2 separate regions of the Mus musculus genome follow, and region 2 is linked to region 1. Evidence: chromatin contacts called from ENCODE Hi-C or POLR2A ChIA-PET data. All regions are on one chromosome and are shown on one strand. Each heading gives the region's core, a stretch centred on a gene start or an enhancer-like site at or near the end of the contact. The rest is flanking DNA. Distances are from core to core; before and after follow the strand shown.

Evidence for each region. A loop is a pair of places that touch in the nucleus more often than their neighbours do. ChIA-PET counts read pairs that join two places held with the same protein, here RNA polymerase II (POLR2A).
Region 2: a map of regulatory T cell shows a loop between it and region 1 (2.6-fold over the local background). The contact joins the promoter of Luc7l3 here to the promoter of Nme1 in region 1. A Hi-C loop is called at or near these places in 2 of 37 maps with a recorded cell type or tissue (T-helper 17 cell and regulatory T cell). POLR2A ChIA-PET finds 5 or more read pairs at or near these places in 2 of 5 experiments (both embryonic stem cell).

What each region holds. Positions count from the first base shown.
Region 1 is chr11:93,965,433-93,970,442 of GRCm38, forward strand. It overlaps Nme1 (NME/NM23 nucleoside diphosphate kinase 1), which reads right to left and starts at 2,840. Exons shown (of 5, transcript NM_008704.3): 1 at 2,789-2,840; 2 at 376-505. The coding sequence starts at 501. Gm35198 (a long non-coding RNA gene) reads left to right here and starts at 3,073. Exons shown (of 3, transcript XR_388959.3): 1 at 3,073-3,229.
Region 2 is chr11:94,319,408-94,324,066 of GRCm38, forward strand. It overlaps Luc7l3 (LUC7-like 3 (S. cerevisiae)), which reads right to left and starts at 2,556. Exons shown (of 10, transcript NM_001361574.1): 1 at 2,283-2,556. The coding sequence starts at 2,381.

The sequences.
Region 1 (5,010 bases), core at 1,590-4,089:
GCAAAGACTTTCTTCCTGACAACCTACTTCGAGGGTGGAGTGTGGGAGTTAGAAGGATGGTCTCTAAAATTATCTTCTTAGGAGGCTAAAGACCAAGAGCTCTAAAACACCCAGAGCTGAGTCAGAAATTACAGCCCTGCAGTAATACGAGGGACTTCAGGCTGGGGCGGGGAAAGAGAGCTTGCTATTTTTGAAAGCTCTAAATGACTTGGTTTGTTCTAAGATTCAGCCAGCAAGCTTAGTCACTGAGAGGGTTTCAGGCTCCAAGATAGCCTACCATGGAGACGTCTAGACAGGAGACAAGACAAGCACAGAAGTTACTGTGCAATGCTCCGCTATGCTCCAAAGACTCAACACAGGCAGAGGTCCACTCACCTGCAGAAACTTCAGACCAACAAGGCGGAACCCCTTCTGCTCGAACCGCTTGATGATCTCGCCCACCAGCCCCCGCTGGACCCCATCAGGCTTGATGGCAATGAAGGTGCGCTCACTGTTGGCCATGGTCCTGTGGATAAGCAAGCAGGGAAATGAAACAGGGCTGAAGAGATTCGCTCATCATGATCCTTTTCAAGCGGATTACCCCCATAAAGCTGGCTTTCATCTACTATGTCTACCCCAAATCTCTCCAGTAAAATCCCAATCCCTGCCCAGCTCATTCACCCACAAATTAATATCCTGAAGTGGGGGAGGGCTCAAAAACAGGAACTGAAATGTTTATTCCATTGATTTAGTAACCTCCTATTGAGCGTCTACTGGGATGGAGCTAAGGAAAGAGATGTAAACTAAGACATACACACACCAAAAAGACAGCACCTTTTTCAGTAAAACAGATTAGGGGATGTTGCACTGGTGTGGTTTTCCTAGGGAAAGCAACATCTGGAACAAGACGGTCTGACCTCAGACATTAAAGCCAGCAAGAGTTTTAGAGCCGAGCGTGGTGGTGCACACCTTTAATCCCAGCACTCGGGAGGCAGAGGCAGGCAGATTTCTGAGTTCGAGGCCAGCCTGGTCTACAAAATGAGTTCCAGAGAAACCCTGTCTCGAAAAACCAAAAACGAAAAAAAAAAAAAAAGTTTTAGAGAATATGTCACGACAACCATCTTTGGTTTTTACAAAGAATGAGATTTCCCAGCCCTGTGCAATTTGGGACACTTCTCAGGATGCAATGAGAAAAGCCAAGCCTGAGGATACATGCCAGTAATTATATCCCTAGGAAGGCTAAGGCAAAAGGGAAAAAAAAAAAAAATCAGACCAGCCTGGGCAACATAAGAGCCTGACTCAAAAAGCAAAGCAAAGCATAAAAAAAGAAAAGAAGGAAGAAAGAAAGAAAAGCAAGAAAGAAAGAAAAGGAAAAAAGAAAAGAAGAAAATGGGAAAGCAAACAAACAATGACTATGTTCTATCATAGATTGGGGAGGGACTCAGAAGGCCCAAGGCCTTATCCCTGCCTTGGGAGCTATTGGCAATTATTGGCAATTAAGGGGGGGGGGGCACTCTTCACTGATGTAGCCATGGGTAAACTGTCCATGCCACAGCAAATAACTCCTCTATCCATCAAGCAAGCAACTCCAATTAAACTCATTCAAACACACACAAACACACACACAGAGAGAAAAAATATAAGACATGAAAGTAGGAGAGAACTTGTTGGAAGAATTCAGGCTAGATGAGAGAGTGTAAGGGGAGAGGGTGAAATGACTAAATATATCACATACATGTAGAAAATTGTCAGAGAATAAAAAGATAAAAACTTGAAAGTCCATTATGTAAGACTAGCAATTAACATTTATTAAATTACATATTATGGGGAAAGGGCAATGAGTATTGTAACTAACCAATGAACTGTGGATTATGAGAAAAACCACAGCCCAATACCTAACATGGGGCATCATCCAGGAAGAAGACACCTGGAGAACATCCATTCCAGAATGTTCCATTTCCAGGGTACACTGCCTCACAAGATGAAAGGAGACTCCACCTTGAAAGACGATACCTAAGAGGACAGCAACACCGGCTCCTGGCTCTGTCTTTCTAAACTTGGGTTCACCTCTAATTTTATACCCTAAGAATGAGGCCTGAGCCAGCTAGACGGCCTAGCAGACCTTGAGTTGTACTACAAGCATGTGTTGGGTCCCACGAACCCGCTCCACAAAATTACCTTCTGGGGTTCACATGTGAGCTAGGGCATGCATGAACCTTTGCATGATCATTTTTGTTCCTGACTTCCTGTCCCTCTCGCCTGCCCGGTCTGTAAGCCAGTCCACCTATCTTTGATACCAAACCACGGGGTCTCGCAGTCAATAGGAGCAAAGAGCAGGCCTTAAGTGGCAATCGCGCCCCCCATAAAGAGAAAGACAGAAGCCACAGACTAGCTGGAGAATGTCTGAAGGAAAGATTATTCAGAAATGGCTGAAACATCCTCTATGAAAGCCTCTGCATACCGATCTCTCTTTCTTTCTCTCTTCACTCACATTCACACACACAGAGAGTGTCATTCATTCATTCAGCAAGCACCACCCGAGTACCAACTCTGTGCCCAACAGCGGACTGGAAAGAGAATAAGGCATAGCCCTGCCGCGAGCCGGACAGGAACTGCGGCCACGGACAAAGGCGAGCCCACGTGGCGTATCAAGCTGACAGGTCTGTACCTGGCCACAGCCTGCCATCTCCCTGCCTGCCATCTCCCTAACACCCCGCGGAGAGTGCACCCTTTAGTGAACGCCCACCTCCCTCCCCATTCACCTAAACCCTCAACTTGTCTCCTTGACTCTCAACTTGACCCCTCTTACCCCTTCAGATGACAAGGCTTTACCGCCGGCTGCGACTGCCCGCACCGGAAACGCTCCCCGGCCTCACGTGGTTCCCCGCAGCTGCTCGCACGGAACCTTTTCGGACAGTTCCGATTCAGGGGAGCCCTTTTAGCGGTACACCGCCGGTCCCCGCTTCTTCTGGGGAGTCGGATGTCATTCTAGGGAGCACTCGCCCAGTGTTTAACTTCCGACACTGGGTGTGGTGTTTTGGATTTTTTTACCCCCCCTGTCTGGCGGCCATCTTCTGTTTCTCCCCTACGGCTGCCTGTGACTCACTTCCTCCGTTCCCGAGAAAATCTAGTTTTTCCCGACAGGTGGCGCTCACACTGCATGAAGTCACAACTAGAGCTTCAGTGGCCGTGTCATTCCACCTTCCCTTCATTCTGTCAAGCAACAAATGTACTGAATCCTATGTGCCGGGTAGGAACATTCTAGAGCCTAGGGTTGAAGTTTACTTGGGAGCTTACTAGTAGGGTTGAGAATTGCGACAATAAAGAGAAAATTGATAGTGAACACACAGTGCAAGTGCTGATAAGAAAGAACAGAGCAGGGGGAAAAAATTAAGGCTGAGAAATCTCTGCAGAAGTGATAATCAAAAGGACCTACATGAAGGGAGAAAGCCCGTTATTACCTGAGAGCCAAGAATTATAGTGAATACCTGATGGTAGGAAACGCGGGAGGAGGGTTTTATTATTGTTGTTATTATTGTATGTAGGGTCTCATTATGTAACTCTGACTTTTCTGGAACTCACTGTGTAGATCAGGCTGGCCATGACCTCGCAGAGACTCCCTCTTAGTCTGCCTCCCGAGTTCTGGGATTAAAGGCATAACCACATCCGGCATTATTTATTTGTTTGCTTATTAAGATGTATTTATTTTATGTATGAGTGCTCTATCTGCATGTATACCTGCAGGCCAGAAAAAGGCATCAGATCCCATTATAGATGATTGTGAGCCACTACGTGACTGCTGGGGATTAAACTCAGGACCTCTGGAAGAGTAGACAGTGCTCTTCATCATTGAGCCATCTCTCCAGCCTCTTATTATTTATTTACATGTACACGCGTATGTCAGTGTATGAAGTGGTCAGTTCCAATGGCGGTGGAGTTACAAACAGTTGCGAGTGATCTGATGTGAGTGCTAGGAACGGAACTTGGGTCCTCTGCAAGGACAGTGTGTGCTTCATAGCCACTGGACCAGCTTGCCAGCCCAGATGATGTGTTTGTTTGCTTGCTTGCTTTTTTTGTTTTGTTTTTTGTCTTTTGTTTTTAATGAAATGGAGGGACTGGGGTGTTGGTCAAATGAGAAGGGCCTTGCCTGATGAATTCACAGCACTGGGAAGGCTGAAGCAGGATCATCAAGACTTAGAGGCCACCAGGATGACATAGAGAGAATATGTCTCTCAAAAAAACAGGCAGGTTAAAGAGCTCTGTGATTTCAAGACAAGCCTGATCTATATAGTGAATTACAGGCTAGTCAGCACAACTTAGCAAAAGCTTATCTCAAGCAAAACAAAGCAAAACAAACAAACAAAAAAGAGTCAAACACACATAGTCTAATTATAAAATGGGCAAAAGACAAGAATAGACTTTTCACAGGCAGAATATGCAGGGGGTGTGGAGGAGGAAAAGAAAAGCTATTGTCTCTAGCTCGGTGGGTAGAATGTTTGCTTGGCATGCACAGAGCCTTAGGTTGAATCCCCAACTTTACTTAGATTGGGTGTAGTTTCACAGGCCTGTAATCCCAGCACATCCAAGGTAGGTCAAAAGTTCAAGGTCATCCTAAGCTACACAGTAAGTTTGAAGTCTGCCTAGACTATAAAAGACTGATTTGAGAAGAAAAAGGGGGGTGGGGGGGGCTGGCAAGATGGCCCAACAGGTAATAGCACTGACTGCTCTTCTAAAGTCCTGAGTTCAAATCCCAGCAACCACATTATGGCTCACAACCACCTGTAGTGAGATCTAATGAGTCAGCTACAGTGTATTTATGTATAATAATAAATAAATCTTTATGCCGGACTGAGCAAGCAGACTTGATTGGAGCGAGTGGGGCTACTGCAGTGAGGAGAGGTCTGAAAAATTCAATTCCCAACAACCACTTGAAGGCTCACAACCATCTGTACAGCTACAGTGTACTCACATCCCTAAAATAAATAAATAATTCTTTTTTAAAAAGAAGAAGAAAGGAAAAAAAAAAAAAAA
Region 2 (4,659 bases), core at 1,306-3,805, 350 kb after region 1:
CAGCCTGGTCTACAAAGTGAGTTCCAGGACAGCCAGGGCTACACAGAGAAACCCTGTTTAAATAGTTTAAATAGACTAATCCCTTTGAGTTTGAGGCCAGCCCTGACCTAGAGCAAGTTCTAGGACATTAGAGAGAACCTGACTGGAAAAACTAATCAATGCTGACTAGGCAGGGGTGGTCCAAACCTTTAGTTCTAGCTCTTGGAGACAGAGGCAGGAGGATCTCGTTGAATTCAAGGCCAACATGGTTTTCAGAGTTAAGTTCCAGGACAGCCAGGGGAAACAGTGAAACTGTCTTGAAAAAACAAAAACAAACAAACAAACAAACACACAAGAAACAAAACAAACAAAATGCTTAGATTGAAGAGTTAAGTGGGGTGAGAAGAGAAAGTTCACTGAGACAGAAGCAAAAAAAAAACCAGCAGAAGGTCAAGACATAAGTAGGCAACAGAAGGACAATGAACGTCAGGAGATTCACATGCTGCAATGAATCAATGTAACTAATAACACCATAAACTCTACCCTAAGAACATACTTGAAGTCAGGCACCACTTCCATACAACTTTAGCCATACACTTCTTTTGGTTTTGGGGGGTTTTTTTGGGGGTGGGGTTGTTGTTGTTTTTGGAGATAAGAGTTTCTCTGTGGAGCCCTAACTGTGAGTGTGAAGTAGACCAGGCTAGCCTGGAATTTACAGGAATCCCGCCTGCATCTGCCTCAAGTGTTAGGACTGAAGGCTCCTGCTATTAGCTCTGAACACTTTTTTTTAAACATACAGAAATTAGGTACCCCACTTTACTTTTTTTCTATATGTCAAAAGAGAAATTGTTACTTCACTCAAACCATGTGTTTAAAAACAACGCATACTGAGCTGGTGAGATGGCTCTGTGGGGAAGAGGTCTGACTGCTCTTCTGGTGGTCCTGAGTTCAAATCCCAGCAACCACATGGTGGTTCACAACCATCTGTAATGAGATCTGATGCCCTTTTCTGGTGTGTCTAAAGACAGCTACAGTGTGCTTACATATAATAAATAAATAGATTTAAAAAAATACATAATTTACTTTCCTAAAAAGCCTGTTAGCCAATCGTGGCAACGATGTAATCCCAGCACTCTGGAAGCGGAGTGAGGATTTCAAGTTCGAGAACCACCTGCTTACAGAGTAAAACACTGCCTCAAAAACAGAAACAAAACAAAGCTTTTGTTGAGCCATTTTCTCATATTTTATCAAGTGATTTAAAACTGCTGTTTGATTATAACTGCAAGGTAAAATCAAGTGTACCCACTCTCCAGTTCAGATCTAAGACAGTGTGCTCCACGTACAAAACTAGATAAAAAGTACTTGAAATACAGTACAGTATATGCACGAAGAACAGTGCAACCTCAACAGTGCTACAAAAATTAGATTTAGCTTTCCCGATCACCAAGAGACCGAGAGAGAGAGAGAGAGAGAGAGAGAGAGAGAGAGAGAGAGAGAGGCTTTAGCCTCACCTGCGACCCAGGAGTTATAGTTAACCTTTCTAAGAGAGTAAAAGGACCGAATGAGTTTATGTGAAAACAAAAACCTTCACAACTGCCTAGCTGAGGGTCTACTACGGCCATCAAGCACGCGTCAAACGGCCATCAAACCGCATTAGCAAAAAACTGTTCATGATAAAACTGTACCTCGTTCCGTCTTTCAACTGTCTACCTTCTCACAGAAGTGTCCAAATGGCAGCACTCCTAAGCAATGCACTGCTACGATGTCCTTCCCCACGAATACTGGTCGGGAGTCAGGCTATCTATCTATATGACTCCCGACTCTCTCACACACACACACACACACACACACACACACACACTCACACACTCTAGATAGATAGATAGATAGATAGATAGACAGACAGACAGACAGACAGACTGCACCCAAATAACGGAAGCCTGCTTTCTTATTCATACGGTAAAACCCCGGAGCTCTGGTGGAATCAAGCGAGCCCTTCCTTCTTCCTTTTCCCGCGTTTCTCGGCCTCACCAAGGTGCTTCTTCTTCTGCCCAGCCAAGCGCCATCCCGGACTTCCTCCACACAACAACAAACGCCGCTATCCCCCGGATTGGCGCGGAATCCTCCCTCCGTCCTGGGCCGCACGCCCGCCTCCCTCCGCCGTCAGGTGCTTCAGTCGGCGCGGCCAGGTCCCCCCAAATCGCGCCGCACCCCGCTCGGGCCAGCCTCGGCCCGCCCTCGGGTCCCTTCAGCTCCCCCTCCCCCAGTCCCCGGGGCACAGGCCCGAGGCCCACGGGACTTACGCTCTCGTGGTCCCAGCGCACGTTGCTGCGCTTCTCATCCGGGGCGAGGTTTCGGTCCCGGCCCATTAACTCATCCAGCAACTGCGCGGCAGAAATCATGGTGCTTCCTCCGGGCGGCTGCTCACGCCAGCCCTAGCACCCACCCGATAAAAAACCCCACCAGCCGCCCGGCCGCCGAACCAAGCCCCCTCGGCCCACTCTCAAGCTCGAAAAGCCTCTTCCAGAGAGGAGCCGAGAAGACAAAATGGCCGCCGCCCGGGCACCTTCCCAGCATGCCGTGCGCCCGTGGAGACACGCCTAGGCCCGGGCTGCGAGGGCGGGCAGCGCGGCTTCTCCGGCGAGGGGGCGGGACCTCCGGCCCGGGCCCGGGGCAAAGCCCCGCCAGGCACTGACTCCGCCCCCGCCGTGCCTTCCACCCAACGGAGCGGTGGACGCTCTAACGGCTGCCGGTGTCGGCCTCTTTTTTACTTGGAGAAAGAGCAATCTAGCTCTGGGTCCTTTGCCACTGCCCTGAAACGGAGAAAATGTCCCTTTGTCCACGTGGTGTGCGGGGGACCATCTTCCAGGGAGGGAAACAAGAAGAGCGAGCTGCGATCGTGCTCAGACTCCATTTTCCTGTCGCTGTAGTTTCTTCCTCCTCTACCTGTCCTTATTTATGTCTGCACCCTCCACCCTTCCCACACCCACCCAGTTCGATGCTGGGGATTGAACCGGGAACCTTAACGCTTAACGCTCTACCAGCGAGTTAAATCCTCAACTCTTCTACCCGGTTTTGTCCGGACTTCCTCGATTTTTAGGGAGGAAAATCAAGGAATAGACTATATGCGGTGGAGGAATTATGTTGTAATACCTCCAATCCAGGAATTTATCTTCCTTCACTTTGTATCAAATGTGTTACTGTGTGTTCAGGGAATCATAGAGGAGACCAGAGGTTACCCTCTGGAGTCCATTACTCAGGAACTATCCACCTTTGTTTGGTTTTTGGTTTTGTTTTTCGGGATAGGGTTTCTCTGTAACTTTAGCTGTTCTGGAACTCACCAGGCTGGCCTCGAACTCACAGAGATTCCCGTGTCTCAGCCTTATGAGTGCTAGGACGTGCCACCATTGCTCCTCAATCTAAACTTTCAAAAGATTAGGAAAACTTAGCTGGGCTTGCTGTCACCGTATACCTTTTATCTAGGAAGGCACTGGGAAGGCAGAGTCAGGTGGATTTTATGAATTAAAGAGGTTCACCTGCTTCTGCCTCTTAAGTGCTAACACTTGGGAGGCAAAGGCAGGTGAATATCTAAGTTTGAGGCCAGCCTGGTCTACAAAACAAGTTTCTGTATAAAGCCATGGCTGTTATACAGAGAAACCCTTTTTCAAAAAGAATGTCTCACTGGGACGTGAGCTCTCTGTCAGCCTGAAAGCCCTACGAATCCTTTTATTTCTGCTTCCTTAGTACTGCAGCTATAAACCACTGTTTTACATGTATGTGCTGGAGGTTAAACTCTGTTCTTCATGCTGAGTGGTGAACTCCCTGGAATTTCTTTAAAAGTATTAATTCGGCCTTGCAAACTTTTAATCCCTAGCAATCCAGAGGCAAGTTGATCGAGGCCAGCCAGGGCTACATAGTGAGACATTGTCTCAAAAACAAGATTCATATTCAGCTAGGAATAGCAGACCGGGCCTATAATCCCCTTGTTTGGGAGGCTTGGCCAGAAGGATTATTGTTCCAGACCAGCATGGGTTGCTGTGTGAGTTCCTGTCTAAAACAATTTTTAAAAAAAATAAAACCCAGGGGCTAGTGAGATGACTAAGCTGAGAGACATCTGTGGACAAGCTGGATGAATGTGACAAGAGTTTCATCCCCCGGACTCACAGAGAAAGGAGAGAACCAACTCCCGAAAACTGTCCTCTGACCTCCACGGGCTGATCCACACACACAGACACTGGCACATAAAATAGAATGTAATTTTTAAAAAATTAAGGGCTGGAGAGATGCCACAGCAGTTGTTGGCATTGGCTGCTCTTGCAGAGGACCCAGGTTCAATTCCTAACACCCACATGGCAACTCACAGCTGCCTAACTCCAGGGTCAGACACCCCCTGCCCCCAGACAGACAGACAAGCAGGCAAAACACCAATGCACATAAAGTAAATTATATTTAAAAAGTTAAAATTAAAAATTGGAGGCCCAAAGTTGGTGGCTCATATAATCCTCAGGAGGTAGAGGCAGTCAAATGTCCAGGATAGCTGGGTTACACAGAGAAACCTCAACAAAACTTCTGTTATATGCCCACATCAGTGTTAGTGTGCAGATTAAATTAATTGATATACTCTGCACATTGATAGAGGAGACCCAACAGGTTCTTAATTCCTTTATTAGCAAGAGGGAA